Linked DNA regions of Homo sapiens: regions 2 and 3 are each linked to region 1. The links are chromatin contacts, found by Hi-C or POLR2A ChIA-PET in ENCODE. All regions are on one chromosome and are shown on one strand. The core of a region is the stretch at or near the end of the contact, and the rest is flanking DNA. Distances in the headings are between cores, read along the strand shown.

Evidence for each region. Hi-C counts contacts between places; a loop is a spot of excess contacts on that map. ChIA-PET counts read pairs that join two places held with the same protein, here RNA polymerase II (POLR2A). Pooled maps may share reads with other maps.
Region 2: a loop to region 1 is called in a pooled map, with 10 times the contacts of the local background. The contact joins the enhancer-like site here to the promoter of TENT4B in region 1. A Hi-C loop is called at or near these places in 5 of 50 pooled maps.
Region 3: a loop to region 1 is called in a pooled map, with 2.7 times the contacts of the local background. The contact joins the enhancer-like site here to the promoter of TENT4B in region 1. A Hi-C loop is called at or near these places in 5 of 50 pooled maps. POLR2A ChIA-PET finds 5 or more read pairs at or near these places in 2 of 52 experiments (T-cell and activated CD4-positive, alpha-beta T cell).

Annotation. Positions count from the first base shown.
Region 1 is chr16:50,151,774-50,155,035 of GRCh38, forward strand. TENT4B (terminal nucleotidyltransferase 4B) reads left to right here and starts at 1,533. Exons shown (of 12, transcript NM_001365324.3): 1 at 1,533-2,486. The coding sequence starts at 1,849. RefSeq lists enhancers at 589-1,546, 3,184-3,233 and silencers at 773-862, 1,083-1,252, 1,363-1,522, 1,753-1,852, 2,033-2,082 and 1 more.
Region 2 is chr16:49,439,900-49,443,161 of GRCh38, forward strand. All of the region lies in intron 2 of LOC105371244 (a long non-coding RNA gene), which reads right to left. Among named protein-coding and RNA genes, the nearest start is that of LINC02179, 25 kb to the right of the region's middle. RefSeq lists enhancers at 1,375-2,322, 1,578-1,857. Within about 2 kb of position 1,617, at least 8 of the 41 ENCODE cell types and tissues checked have a DNase peak (open chromatin) inside an H3K27ac peak, as active enhancers do.
Region 3 is chr16:50,707,405-50,710,666 of GRCh38, forward strand. NOD2 (nucleotide binding oligomerization domain containing 2) reads left to right here. Exons shown (of 12, transcript NM_001370466.1): 3 at 451-556; 4 at 3,154-3,262. Among named protein-coding and RNA genes, the nearest start is that of NOD2, 15 kb to the left of the region's middle. RefSeq lists silencers at 2,003-2,212, 2,621-2,826. Within about 2 kb of position 1,492, at least 7 of the 41 ENCODE cell types and tissues checked have a DNase peak (open chromatin) inside an H3K27ac peak, as active enhancers do.

The DNA of each region.
Region 1 (3,262 bases), core at 283-2,782:
CCAAAAAAAAAAAAAAAAGTAAGGTCAGGCGTGGTGGCTCACCCCCTTGTAATCCCAGCAGTTTTGGAGTCTGAGGTAGGAGGATCGCTTAAGTCCAGGAGTTCCAGACCAGCCTGGGCAGCGCAGAGCAACTTCGTCTCTATGCCATGTTGACGCGTGCCTATAGTCCTAGCTACTCGGAGGCTGGGGCAAGAGGATCGCTTGAACCCAAGAGGCCGAGCCTGCAGTGAGCTGTGAATGAGTCACTGAACTCCAGATGACAGAGCAAGAGTTAGTCTCGAAAGAAAGAAAAAGGTAGAGCGACACTTAGTTCTTTGATAGTTTTCCACTATTTGTCATAAAAACTTTCCAGGATATTGAGCTCCCAAAATGGAAGGCCAATATCAGGCATCAGGGACTTGTTCTGGACGTTGGACCAACCTTAAAGGGCCCACATAGAAGCTGTTCACTTACTTTCTTTTAGTCTCTTGATTTAAAATACTTAACATTCCCCTTTCCTTGGCTTTTTAACCACTGAGATTTGAAAGACATGCAAATAACGACCTAGTGGACAATCTTTGCTGATGCTAAATCTTCATTTTAGGATTAAAAGGTTTTGGGTTTTCTTAAAATTTAATGCTGAACTCAGAAGAGCTTTCTAAGGCTGTTGGTGCACCTTAGGGCAGGAGAGCGTCTTTGCTACGCCGCGCAGGAGTGTGTCTGCTTCTCTGTGCATCTACACGTGTTTGCGTGTCCCTGTAAAGTGGGTTGAGTGTGCGGCTGCGGCTTTCCGCCCTTGGCTCACACTCTCAGTCTTAGTGGTCTCCCCCAGGGCTATGCATGGGGTACAGGTTTCTGTGGCCTCAGGCCGGGGTGAGGGGTCCCCCACCCCGGCCAGGGCGCAGCAGGGCGGGGCACACGTAGCCGTGCAGGGTCTCGCGCAGCCCGCGTCAGGACCCCGGGGCACACGCTCGGGCAGGGGGCGTGTCCCCACGCCACCAGAAAAAGTGTTATAGGCTGTTTTTTTTTTTTTTTTTTTTTTTAAAAAGAAAGTGTTTTAGAAAGCAGGCAGAAGCCAAGACGTCAGGAAGGGTTGCGAGGGCCCGGGATCCGGCGGCCACAGGGATGGGAGGGGCGAGGAGCGAGGGGCGGAGTGGCACCTCCCACAACGCGCTCCCTGCGGGGCGGGCGGCAACCTCCATGCGGCCTCGTCCACGCTCAGCACCGGGGAAGCCGAGGCGGAGAAGCCGCGCGCGCCTCAGAAGCTCCCGGACGCCCAGGTACGTGGGAGCACTCCACAGATGGCGCAAGTACGGTTGGGCCAGGCGGTTGCGGCCCCGTCGCGCCGCGGCCTCTGTGACGCACGGCGAGGCCTCCCGGGCTGCTGCGCGGCGCAGCGGGGGCGGGGCGAGCGCGTGAGGGCGGGGCGGTGGGGGGGGGGGGCGGAGCGAGAGGGGCGGAGCCGGCAGAGGCCCCGCCCCGGGGCCGGAGGAGCGAGGACGCTACGGAGCAGGCGCGTCTCGCTGCCGCCGCTGCCGCCGCCGCCGCTCGCTCTTCTGTGGAGCCGCCGCCGCCGCCGCCGCCATTTGCACGGGGACCCCAGTGACAGGGGCTCGGCGGAGGGGCGGAGGGGCGGAGGGAGGGGGGGAGGGCCCGCGGAGCCCCCGAGGGCGGGAGCGACGCCGCCGGCGCCGGCCGGGCTCCCTGCGCGACCGCGCCGCCCGCGGCGGGCCCCGAGCAGCAGCAGCAGCAGCAGCGGCAGCAGCGGCAGCAGCAGCAGCAGCCGAGGCCGGGCGTGCGCCTGAGGCGGCGGCGGCGGCGGCCCTGCGGGCGGCCGGGAGGGGCGGGGGCAGCGGCCGCCGCCGTTTGATGGATCCGAGGATCGCCTGGTTTCAGCCAGAGCAGCTCGGACCGTCCAACAGTCTGTGGATGCAGATCTGGGAGACGACCCAGGGGCTGAGGAACCTCTACTTCAACCACCACTGTCACAGCAGCGGCGGCGCGAGCGGCGGCGGCGGCAGCAGCAGCAGCAGCAGCACGGCCACCGGCGGGAGCGGCAGCAGCACCGGCAGCCCCGGCGGCGCGGCCTCGGCCCCGGCCCCGGCCCCGGCCGGCATGTATCGCTCCGGGGAGCGCCTGCTGGGCAGCCACGCGCTGCCCGCGGAGCAGCGGGACTTCCTGCCCCTAGAGACGACCAACAACAACAACAACCACCACCAGCCCGGGGCCTGGGCCCGCCGGGCGGGCTCCTCGGCGTCCTCGCCTCCCTCGGCGTCCTCGTCCCCGCACCCTTCGGCCGCCGTCCCCGCCGCCGATCCAGCCGATTCGGCCTCGGGCAGCAGCAACAAGAGGAAGCGCGACAACAAGGCCAGCACGTATGGACTCAACTACAGCCTGCTGCAGCCCAGCGGAGGGCGGGCCGCGGGGGGCGGCCGAGCAGACGGCGGCGGGGTCGTGTACAGCGGGACCCCGTGGAAACGGAGGAACTACAACCAGGGAGTCGTGGGGTGAGTGCTGGCTCTGCGGCCCGATGGCCTGGCCGGTGCGAATGCGCAGCCGGGCACACGCCCACAGAGGGGGGTTGTGAGGGTCTAGGAGCGGCCACCCCCACGGCCTGCCTTCGCTGCTGTTGCACGGGGGTGCTGCTGGCCATCCCCAACCCCCCAGTCGTTCACACCTTTCCCCAAGCCTCCTTAGCCGTCCACACCCTCCGTCTCCTGTCCTCCCTTAGTCGTCCACACCTTCCTCCCCTCCCTCTTAACCGTCCACACCTTCCCCAGGCCCCCCCCTTTATCCATTCACTCTCCTCCCATCCCCCTTAGTTAAACACATCTACCCTTGACCACCACCCCGCCTCCAGCCCTCCACACCTTTTTCCCCATCATCACAACTCAAGATGAGACCGCTTAGCACGGGCCTATCATTCATTCCCTGAGAACATTGGTGTGTGAGTGTTTTTTGATGGTGCAGGACCCGGAGGTGCTTTCCTTGCCAAGAATAGAAACATCCAGAATGCTCCTCCCCATCCCCCAATCCCAGACAGCAATTATGTCAGCCCTGTAAGGCATTGCCTGCTCTTGACCCTTTGGCCCATCTTTTTATTTTTAAAAAATTCCCATGTCACAGATGCCCTGTCTATGCAGAGGGTGGCGTGGGATGGGTGACCACTAAGTTTAGGCTGGTGAAGGTGGTGAGCCCTTCTGAGGCCCTGATAGAACTTTCCAGGAGTTCATGGTCCGCGGCTCCAGCTTCTCACTGTAAAGTTGTCATCCTGGCAGAGGCA
Region 2 (3,262 bases), core at 367-2,866, 710 kb before region 1:
GCATGCTGGTGGCTCTGCTCCTGGCTGAGCCCATCTCAGAGCCTTACCCTCAGCCAAGAGACACTTCACACACTGACACCCCCCACCCTGGGGTGGCCACATCTAATGGTCAATGTTGGGGGCCGGTAGAAAAGCCTGGATTCTTCACCCCAATTTGGAACATCTCTGAATGATCACAGCAGTGCCAGGGCTCCCAGGGGATCAACAGAGGCCTTTGCTATGACTGCATCACCGCCCATCTCCTTCTCTGCCCCATCCTGAGTCCCTCTCTCCCTACAGAGGCTGGTTCTGCATACAAATATCCACCCCAGAGCCTACCTCCCAGGACACCCAACGGTGACACCCTCTAAACCCTCATGTTCTCATGAGTCCTATGGAGAGATTCACCCACTTTACCATGCCTTTGAGAGTGTAAGGAGATGGCACAGGCAGGCAGCCTAGATGGGAGTGTGCCATGCGTGTGGGAGGTGCTCAGTGACTCCTTGCTGAACATCATGGACCGAGAGCTTAGAAGAAGGCAAGAAATATGTGGCGATAGTTCCTAACCACCTGGAGTTCACTCCCCTAAACCAGAGCTTCTCACCCTTGGCACTGTTGACATTCTGGGCCGGATAATTGTTTGTTGCAGGGCAGGAGGGGCCTGTCCTCTGGGCTACAGGGTGTTTAACAGCCTCTACCCACTAGATGCCAGTAGCAACCCCCAATTGTGAAAACCAAAAATGTTTCTAGACACTGCCAAATGTCCCCTGAGAAACAAAATTGCCCCTGGCTAAGCAGCGCTGCCCTAAATCATTAAAGTTCCCTGAGCCACCTCTGAGAGAGAGTCACGGTTTGGGGCCAAAAGTCAATCAGGGGCCCTTCCTAGGCCCCTCCACAGGGAACAGGGAATCTCAAGTAAGGCCAAGGGGAAACGTGAGAAACGTGGGGCAATGGCAACAGCCCACGCACGGGGGTGGGGACGCTGCTTCAAACCCCAGCCACGCATCCTGCAACCCGCACAGGCCGGTCCCCTTCTCCCAGCCTCAGCGTCCTGAGATGGGAAATGGAGACAGCAATTCCATTCCTTCGACCTGCCAGGGAAGTTTCCCCAAACAATGGCTTGGTGCGTGTGCGTGTGAGAGTGTTCTGACAGCAGTAAACGTACTGTGCAGAAGTACAATGGGGTTGGCTCCCACAAACAACCATCTTACCCAAATTCAGCTAAGTGAGTGCAGACAAAGAGAAGGAGAGAGAAATAGGCAGGCAGAGGCGCATTTATTGACCCTGTCACTGTTCCCTCATCCCCATCGCCCCAGGGACAGGGAAGGCACAGCTAAAATGCCCAAGAGACAAACAAACAAACAAAATAAGTGAAATTCTCAGAACCCATCAGGTCCTAATGATTCACAGGATTTTTGAAGGTAAATTTTACTACAGAAGATGTTGCTGTATTGGGCAATTATCCAAGCCTTGAGTAGGGATATGACTGAGTTTTGTTTTTTACTCCAAAAGCAGTGAATAAAAAGCATTTCAAAGAAAGTAATGCCAACTTGACAAACCCATTCCACCAGCAGTGGGCAGCAGAAACAGGAGGAAAAAGAAAGTTTGCCTCTGAAACACCTGGTAGATGTAGACCCGGGCCTCCGCCTCCTCTCCACTGCCCGCCCTCCATCCTGCCCTCCCCGGAACAGACGGAAGCAGCGAGATCCTGAAATAGCCTCGCTCTCAGCGGTGAGACAGGAAGCCACCAGCCCCAGGCCTGAAAGCCATCATGCAGTTGACACAGGGACCCCGCTGATGCCGCGTCATTTACCTTCGGGGGACTCGCAGCCGCCCCCGCAGCCTGGGTTGGCAGGCCGGTGGAGGTCGGCCAGAGGCGTGCTCCCTGGGGCCATCCCAGGGAAGGCCCAATGATCACTTGCTCCAGAGCAAGTGGCTTCTTCCCCACTACCCTTCTCTGAAACCCCACACTCTGGTTCTTCCATCCCAGACCCAGAGGCTTGATTTACCCCATAAACAGTGTGGGGTCTATAGATTCTTTTCGGGGGCCATTAAACATGCTTGAGATCTAAAAAGAAAAAAATAATAATAATTGTGACTGTAAAATACAAGAATAAAACTGAAAAATCAAAATTACTAACAAGTTCAAAACCACAATTCTAAAACCCTTTTCACTTTTTAAGCAAAATAATTGTACAAAACAATTGCATTCTATGTAAGCTGAGTCAATTTTTTTTAGTCTATTGTTGTAGTGTGGAAAAGGTTCTCACACAGATCTTCAGTTGACCCCCCCAAAAAACTTACTCCTTTCACCTCCTAGAGGTAACTTTCTCTTGTCTTCCTGTGTCTAAATGGGACGGTGAGACAGAAAATCTGCAAGTCCGTACAACACCTCTCTTCCTGAATCTGCAGGACAGTCTCTGAGACTCCAGGGCACAGCCACTGTAAAAGCCAGTCTTCTGGAGCTATAGAGAGTTTTAGCACAGATCTGAATTCCTGGATGCATCCAGGAGCTAATTCTAAACGTCTGTCCCCCCAGCCCAAGATGTCAGTCACCTGTTTCATCTCTGCAAGTTTAATGGAAGATGCCAGGCTAGGAGTTAGGGGTGGGGGTTCTTAGACAAGCCTGGCCCTCTTTCTTATAGAAAGCGGAAATGCCATCGTTCTGCTCCAATGTCACCACCAAAAGTAGAGAAAAACAGGACAGACTGAGAGGGCCATTTTCATTAAGAAATAAGAGCTAGAAATAGCACCTTTCACCTGGGTGAAAGAGATCCAGTTCTTTGTGGAAGAGAAAGCTATTCTCACTGATTTCAGATGCAAACAAAGCGTGCCTGTGTCTTCCATCTTGACATCCACTTCCCTCACTTCCCTGACCTACAAGCCCTAAGCTAGGTCCATCCCAGCCCTGCCACTCTGCCCCTTCTCTACTGCCCCTTCTCCTCCAGGAAATCACATGTGGTTGATGGAGGGCAAATGCCTGCCCACTACCTGCCGGGTCCCCCAGTTGGCAGAAATCTTTCTCCACAGTCGGTGGGCAGGGTTGTGTTTATTTTGCAATTAACAAAGAACAAAGGAAGTGGCAGGGCGCTTGGAGGTGGTGCTTCTGGCTTGCTTTTGGGGACCTGAATTCCTGCCTTGCTCTTGGCTCTGTCGGCTCTGGCTCCTGGGGTGGGAGGGGAGTCACTGCCCTCAATCATTTCACAGCAGTCTGTGTCTTTTTTGGCCAGGTCACTAGCTGCAGCAGATGGGCCCTTTACTTTAAAAGAAAAGCAAAGAGCAA
Region 3 (3,262 bases), core at 242-2,741, 560 kb after region 1:
GGAGATGGAAAATAGGCAGTTGGATGTGCAAGTCCAGGGTTCAGGGAGACAGTTCAGGCTGGAGATGAAGATGTGGGAGTCTGAGGAGAGATTGTATTCAAATATTCAATCCATGAGACTTGATGAAATCACTTCTCTTCCAAATGATTTACAGCCTGCAGAATCATTTTCCCTATCTTTGTAGGTTTATGTCTTCATTTTGTTTCATTTATTTTTCAGTTATTCACTGTTTTAGTGAGTTTTGAGTAGGAGCCAGATTGGATGCATGCGTTCAATTCACCATCCAACACTGTATTAACTACTTGAAACTCATGTGGTTGTTCGGTTGTTTTTTTGACCTTTTATTCTGGATGGAAGAGAGATGCTTATGAAGTTGCAGTAATCAGTAAGCCTTCCCACATTGCTCCATCAGCCTTCCTGGAAGAATAATGTCTTCTGCCTTTCCTGTAGGCAAGAAGGCTGCTTGATCTTGCCACGGTGAAAGCGAATGGATTGGCTGCCTTCCTTCTACAACATGTTCAGGAATTACCAGTCCCATTGGCCCTGCCTTTGGAAGGTAGGTGTATGTTCTCAGTTAATCAGAAAGGGAAGGGCAGTCAGTGCAGATCCATGGTTAAGAGCAGAACACACCTCGGTTAACATCCCATATGCTGGCAGTATAGCCTCCCTATGACTCAATTTCCTTGTTTTAAGGCTAGCACCACCCCGTCTCATTGGGATTTTGGGAGCATTAAAAGGACAAAAGCGTGTAATGTTAGCTATTAGCTTTCATTATCTCCCACACAGTATACTGACAATTGGGCTACCATATATTGAGGGCTAACTAAAGGTGTTACTTACCATCCAAACTCTCATTATCTGTACCGAAAAGATATGGACACATGTTTTGAGTTAGGGCTGGTATCTCTTGATCTCTGAAATTTAGCAGCTCACAATGGGAAACTCAAGAACCAAGTGGATCTAGAGACTCTGGTATCCCTCAGTGCCCAGGGTCACCACCCAAACTCAGGAACAGGAGGGGCTTGGACCGCACCACTTGAACATACCAGGCATCCTGCCAGGTGCTTTATGGACAATGTCTACCCTTTGCAACAACCCTGAGAAGTAGGTGGTGTTTTTTTCCACCTTATAGATGTGGAAACTGGGCAGGGAGGTTAAGTGACGAGGGAGGGGAAGATGGGTCTGATTGTAAATTGTCCCCACCTACACTTTCTCTTTTCTTGGGAGAAGAAATGTCAGTTGTAAAGAGAGAGTGCAAGCCTGGCACTCTTTAGGGCTTGTTCCTACACCACTGTAGGGAAAGCTCATTGGCACTGAAGCCCCCTGAGCTGTGTGTGGTGCTGGCAGATGGGTCTATCACCCTGGGCTGTGTCCTCTGGGCAGCAAGCAAGCCTGTGGGCGGGGTGGCTGGAAGTCTGTGCCTGGCACTCGCGAGTGCACCGTCTCATTGAAGAACAGGATCTAAACATCAGTGCGCCACAGCAGGGTGCGCGGCACGGAGTGCAGGCCCTGGTTTGGCCCTTGGTTGAGGTTTGCTGTTGACATCATCAAGCACAGCTAGTCACTGTAAGACCAGGCCAGGGTGCAAGATTCCCCACACTTCTAAAGGTGACAATTGGTGTGTTTATTTCTCTATAAAATGACATTTTTTTTTTCTGGAGAATTTTAGTATCATTGGTGATGACTGGAAAACCTGCATCAGAAATCAGGTCGGAAGAGGAAGATATATATCTGATATGTACTGGAGAGGAAGATATCTATCTTATGGTCTAAGTTCAGGGATCCTGGTATATTCAGAGGGCAGAAAGCTCAGCAATAATCATCAACTCTGGGAACAGAGGTGACATAAACACAGGGCGTCCCCTTTGTGTGACTGCAGATAGTCATCAGTGAGCTCAGAGCTCTATGAAAATTACTTGCTAGTTTTTGGGTTGAAAATAGTGGGCCAGTGTTTGGTTGGGGGCAGTGAGGCTGTGATGGCGGGGGACCATGCCAAGCTCCTACCAGCCTGGGACGCTAAACCAGCACTTCCCCATTTCCTGAAAGGGGAACTAAACTCTGACACAGGAAATGGTTTGCTTGCATTACTTTCAGGATGAGAAAGGAAGAGCACTGGCCTTCCAAACACACCCCGTGCATGAAAACTCTCCCTGCATGGGGTGCATGGGGAGGATGGGGAAGTGGAGGCAGGATCACAGACTCTTGTTCGAGTGCTCAGCTGGGGCACCCCGGTGACCCCGAGGCCTTCCCTTGCTAGGTCCACCCAGATCAATCAGGATCATCTCCCCATCTCGAAGTTTAACTTTATCACATCTCAGAGTTCCTTTTGCCACGTAAGGTAACATATTCACAGGTTCTGAGAATCCGGACATGGACATCTTTGAGGGTCTATTGTTGTGCCTACTATATCCATGAATAATAATGATAATAAGCACCATTTTTTGAGAGTTTGCCATGTCAGATATTCTTTTAAACTGTATTTTATCTCGCTGCCTCCTGAAAAAATCCTTCCAGGTGTATATTGTCCCCATTTTTACAGATGAGAGAACTGAGGCCCAGAAAGGCTAAATGGCTTGCCCAAGTGTATGGTGGACCCAGGTTTTCAAACTCAGGTGTGTCTGGCTTCAGAGACTGGGCTCCTGAGCCCTTAAGCCCTTTGTTCCCCTTTAGAAAAAGTCACCTGAGGCTGAGTGGTGAAGGGATTTATCCAAAGCCACCCGGCCACTATGGCAGGACAGATATCAGAATACAGGTCTTCCGATCCCAGCCCAGAGCCCCTTCCCGTCATCTAGAACTCCTCCTGGTGTCAGTAATGATAACGGCAGTCACTGATGTCTTTTGAGCACTTACTTTGTGTTGAGCACTTACACTGTGCTAAGCACTTGACATAGGTCATCTTAGTTGATCCGTGTAAAACTCTGTGAGGTAGTGACCAACATTTCTCCCACCTTACAGAGGTGGAAACTGAGGGTTAGGAAGTTTCCTTGACTGTCCTCAAAGTGCACAGCTTGTGAATGGAGGAGCCAGGATGGGCGCCCGCTGGCTCTCCTATCCCTTCAGTTATGTCAGCGTCCCCCGCAGCAGCCCATTGTCTGGTTAGGTCCCGTCTTCACCATGGTGCCACCTTCATCTGCCTCTTCTTCTGCCTTCCAGCTGCCACATGCAAGAAGTATATGGCCAAGCTGAGGACCACGGTGTCTGCTCAGTCTCGCTTCCTCAGTACCTATGATGGAGCAGAGACGCTCTGCCTGGAGGACATATA